Linked DNA regions of Homo sapiens: region 2 is linked to region 1. Evidence: chromatin loops called from intact Hi-C (ENCODE). Cell type or tissue: OCI-LY7. All regions are shown on one strand.

Region 1 (2,500 bases):
TGTGGAGTGTTCTATAAATGCTAATTAGGTCAGGTTCATTAACAGTGTTGTTCAGGTCCTCTTCTATATCTCTGACAATTTTTCTGTCAACTTGTTCTTTTCATTATTAATAAAGAGGTATTGAAATCTCTAACATGCTTGTGGCCTGGCTATTTGTCCTTGTAGTTCTATCAGTTTTTGCATTACATGTTTTGAAGCTCTGTTATTAGGCACATAAGTGTTTATAATTGTTATAACCTCTTGAATTGACCCCTTTATCATTATGAAATGATCTTCTTTATTTCTGTTAATTACTTTGTTCTCAAATCTACTTTGTCAGATATCATTATAGCCATCCCAGTTTTCTTTGGATTAATGTTCCCATTAGCATAGTGTTAGCATCCTTTTTTCAATAGTTTTACTCCAATTTGGTGAGAATTAGAAATCTTCTGGACATTTTTTTTTCTTTTTTAGAGTCTGATTCTAAAAGACAATTGACATTGCCTTTCCTTGGTCTCAGCTACATGGGATACAGTGGAGGTGGGAGGACTTTTCAGGTTCTTCCCAGCCTGTGACACTTCATATCAGTGGGCCTGGTGAGGCTAGGATAGCTCCGTAAGTTCCCATACAGTTAGTTACCTACTAGAGTTAGAATATTTGACCTATGAACCTCATCCCACCTTTTACCCTATTTGCTTCTGAATCTTCATATTCAGCCCAAGAAAACTCTCTCATTTTCCTGATTGGTCTCACTCTTCTAACTGTAATCATGGCATATCTAATTAGACAGTACCCAAAGGTAGTATAGGGAACAGGGTGGGGGCCCTTTTATTTGAAGTGAGCTTACAATCATGGGAGAGATTCAGCTGTGAGTGCAGTCAACTCTAAATGATCAACTGGTTGAGATACAACATAAAAAAGAAATTGGAGTTTACTGAGGTAGTGAGGCTGGGGAGGAAGAGAAAGGTAACAAGGTGCCCTGAAGACAATTAGTTAATAACTACAGATATTTATCTTTCTGTCTTGAGAGAGCTAAAAGCACTACCCAGGAGTAAATATTTGTCAGATGTTGGCATCAGCCAATGCTTCTTCTAAGCTCCTCTTCAGCCATTCATCAATGTGATGCAAGCTCTCTAGTGGCCATGGCTCCAGATCTTCTCTTCTCATTGGAACTCGCTTTTCGCCTCACCTACTTCTACCCACATGTGCATTGCTGCATTCTCTGACTTCATCTTAAAGTTGTCTCTCATTCTTCCCACTAAACTGCTGGAAACAGAGATAGTACAAACCTTACTCCCCAACCCTGAAACCCCAATGTATCTTGATGAGTACTTGTCCCATCCTTTTGCAAGGCCAGTGGGGCTCTGCTGCCACCTAACTTTTCAGACCAGCAGCACACCTTGCAGACCAGAGATTGCAAACTCATAGCCCCAGGCCAAGTCTGTCCTTCAAGGGTATTTATTGGACGATACATTGTACTTCTATCTTTAATTTCAAAAACTTTAAAAGTCAGGATATTTTACATTAAAATGTTAATTTCCAGCGTATCTTGAAAAATCAGAACCCCTGGCAACACAGGATTTGTCTTTCTAAATGGCAACTCTCTTTAAATGGGCACTTGCTCTCCTGGTGGTCACAGTCACCCCCAGCTGGGTTCCCTCACATTCTTTATCTGCTTGGTCCCTATGAACATTTGGCGCTGTTATTTCTGCTGCAGATGGAAACTTGTGCAGGATAAATATGGGCAGATGCTTTTTTTCCTCTTTGTTGGATGTCACAAACATAATGTCCAGATGTAAGAATTATTTTTAAGAGAGCAGGCGTATAAGACATTTGGACTAAATTATAAACTGTAATGACAAAACTCATCATTTTGCTTTGAGAAATATTGCTTTAAGCCATTTCCTTTAGGCTGCTCACCTGCCTCAATTCTCAGAACTATGATTCGGCCCTGTGTTCATCCTTCAGAATTTTTATGTTTAAAAGATTTGTTTGAAAACACTTAAATACTGACATACAAACTTTTTTTGGCCACAGCATTTTAAACGAAAATAGTATGGAAAGTACATCCCAAGGAAATTCTGAACCTTAAGAAAATGCATATTTTACCACATGTTTTCAATTATTTTGGAATGAAGTTGAAGCTGTGGAGACCAAGCTTGGCACTGGGAACCATTGGCCTGGTCACCATCCCCACAGCTTTCATCATATGACACACAACAGCCTTCCAAACAGAGCCTTCTGAGGTCAGCTTCCAAGTGTCATCTGGCCCAGTCCAGGCCTTTTACAAAGAGAGGAAAATATGTATTATCTACCCTCAAGCTCATGCCCCAGTGAATAAACCAGGATGTGAGATTCAGATGCTTCATTTGTCCTGCACATTGACTCTCAGAGGTGCCAGCTACCTTCCCACCATCTTCCAGGTTTCATTCTTCATTGGAAACAGAAAAGCCTATTAGGGTAAAACTTTATTTTTCTACATGTGTTGGCTTTGAGAGATGGTTTACTTTGAACACCCACC
Region 2 (2,500 bases), 390 kb before region 1:
GCCTGGAGGGAGTTCTGATCTTTGCAGGCCGTATTCATCCATAAGCCTGGATAGCGGACATAGGCTTGGCTCTCTGAGGGGCACGACTTGTCGACTTATCCCTCGGGCCTGATGCTTCCTGCTTGTGGAGATAGTGCCAAGAGCCGTCTCACCCCTGCTCCCTGCTTCTCTCATTGGTGAGTTGGAAGGAGCATGGGGCAAGCATAACTGGGCCCTTTCATCTCTGCCCCTCGTGGGGAAACCGGGCCACAGAGAGCACACGCAGGGCCCAGGGCTGCTTGAGCAGAGAGCCTAATTCTGGGTTCCGTGTAAAGTACACTTGCCCTATGTTCTCCAGCTTGCTTCTTACTTACTGTCATGTAAGGGGGCTTTCAGCCCCCACAAATGACTGTTCTGGCATTTCCTAATCAGTTCAGTACTCAAGCAAGGAAAAGGATGTGATTGATTGGGCCTTCTAGAAGACTCCAGTAAGATCCAGGCTCTCTTCCCTTACCTGGAGGGGCCTCTTCCCTTATCTGGAGGGGCCTCTTCCCTTACCTGGTCTCTTCCCTTGCCTGTAGGCAGGGTCTCAGCTTCCTGCCCCGTGGTGTGGAGGCTGGAGGTGGGAGCGGTGGGGAAGGTGCGTGTGCTATGTGGGGATGCGCTGCTGAGAAGGCAGCCTGGCACCCATTGCGTGGCACCTACTTAGTCTTAAAAGGTAAAATCCTTCAGACAAGGAGGGGGATGGGCAGTGTGACTGAGATGGATGAGACCAGACAAGGGCGTGGTAAAGGAGGAGAGGGGAGAGTTGCCTAGGAGGAGAGATGCCGGCCTGCACAGAGAGAAACAGGGGCTCAGGAGACAGCCAAGGCTGGCGCGGAAACAGAGCACTTGCTTGGACGGAAGCCCGGCGAGCCCACACTCCTAGGCGCTCTGAGAGCTCCTAACTCTGAGGAAGGCACAGCCATGCATTTCGGAGCCTGGATAAGCAGCTCTGTGCTCTTCAGTACCTCCGAGGCCAGCCCCCTGGGTCCAGGTAAGCTGACTCTACTTTGTGTGATGCGGGCCAAATTCTACCCCGCATATCAGCAGTTTGGATTTGATCTGGTGGAGACATTGGGTGGATGGTCACATCAGATCCCTTCCCTGATACAGCCTAGGACGTCCCTTTTCTGTTTGTTGCTGTTCAGCCACCTGCTGAAGACTGTCTTGGAGGAGCTCTGCTGCCTGGTGGGTGTTCCAGGCACGGGCTGGCCGCATGGCATTTTGTGTGTTTACATGGTCTCCACATGGTGGCGTAGGCAGCCGAGAGAGCCAGGCGCAGCGTCAAAGCCAGCCCAGCGTATGGACTCCAGCTATTCAAGCAAAAAGGAGACCAGCCACCCCTCTGTTGCAGCGGCATGTGAAATGTCAAGGGAATGCAGGAAGCAAAAGTAGAAACTCTAGAGTGATGTGCTTTGCCAAGCATGACTTTAGAATTAGCAGCAAGACCTTGAATTAGAGACTCAACCCCCTGAAGCCACAGAGTAATTTGTATACCCTTCAGTCATTCCTTCCTGAGCCACCCCTACACAGGTGAGCTGACCGTACTTTGGTGATGCGGGCCAAATTCTGCCCGGCATATCAGCAGGGAAATAGAGTCCCTGGTTTTGCATCTCCGCTGTTGCAGGGGAGCTTTGTTTCAACGGACAGCTTGCTTTGTTCTGAGCCTTCCGGGAACGGCACACACTAAAGTGGCACTTAGCATCAACAAGTGTTTCAACTGGCTGGATCTGTTGTTGTTGTTGTTTTTATTTCTTCAGTGGTGAACTGCTGGCTCACCGGAACATAGTGGAAGGATGTTTTTTGCTGCCTGAACGTGAGCAAATATTGGACCTGAGATCGGGGTGGGCTCCGGTCCCCACCTGGGTGGACCGGACAGCCTCTTGGGCTTCTGGTAAAATGAGTTAGCTCTTAAATTTTCACACATATAAAGCACTAGACTTGCTACCGTGAATGATGTAAGAGATCACCGTGAGGAGGAGGGCTCCTGGAAGCTTGCCCCGTCGCGGGGAAAAGCGGGTGCAGGATGGGGCTGAAGTGGATTCTCCTCGCGGTGTTGGAATGGACCTGCCGTGTCATGGGAAGCCTGTCTACGCACTTATCCTGCATGGGATTTTCAAGCCGTTTATACCAGAGAGGCCACAGAACCCTTGGTACTACAGAGTGGTCGCATGTTAAGGAACCTTGAGGGGTGGGCCTTATGTCCTGCAGTGGAGCGCCACTCTCCGAGCCACTCTCTGTCACTAAACACGTCTTACTGGGCATCTCATGCATCAGACGCGATCCCAGGGAGGCACCAGTGTTGAACTGACTGTCAAAGGAGGCCCCACAGAGAAGGTGGCATTTGGGCAAAGACTTGCAGCCGGAGGGGCTGTGGAACTGTCAGGGGAGAGGAGGCTGCAGGACAGGGAGCTGAGAGGGAGCAAGGGACTTCCTTCTACAAGTCACCAAGGAGCTGTGGGAGTGGGGGAGGACATTT

What was found. Hi-C counts contacts between places; a loop is a spot of excess contacts. Peaks named below come from ENCODE experiments on the same cell type or tissue, not always from the same donor. Only the 100,000 strongest peaks of a DNase experiment are listed, where the experiment ranks them.
Region 2: it touches region 1 in a loop (8-fold over the local background); 3 of 110 quality-filtered maps call a loop at or near these places.

The regions. Positions count from the first base shown.
Region 1 is chr6:159,607,822-159,610,321 of GRCh38, forward strand. No RefSeq gene overlaps it. Among named protein-coding and RNA genes, the nearest start is that of SOD2, 84 kb to the right of the region's middle. In OCI-LY7, CTCF peaks have their summits at 1,342 and 1,542; a DNase peak (open chromatin) is centred at 1,360.
Region 2 is chr6:159,216,425-159,218,924 of GRCh38, forward strand. All of the region lies in intron 5 of FNDC1 (fibronectin type III domain containing 1), which reads left to right. Among named protein-coding and RNA genes, the nearest start is that of FNDC1-IT1, 23 kb to the right of the region's middle. In OCI-LY7, CTCF peaks have their summits at 1,265 and 1,471; a DNase peak (open chromatin) is centred at 1,347; H3K4me3 peaks cover 1,494 bases; H3K27ac peaks cover 2,221 bases.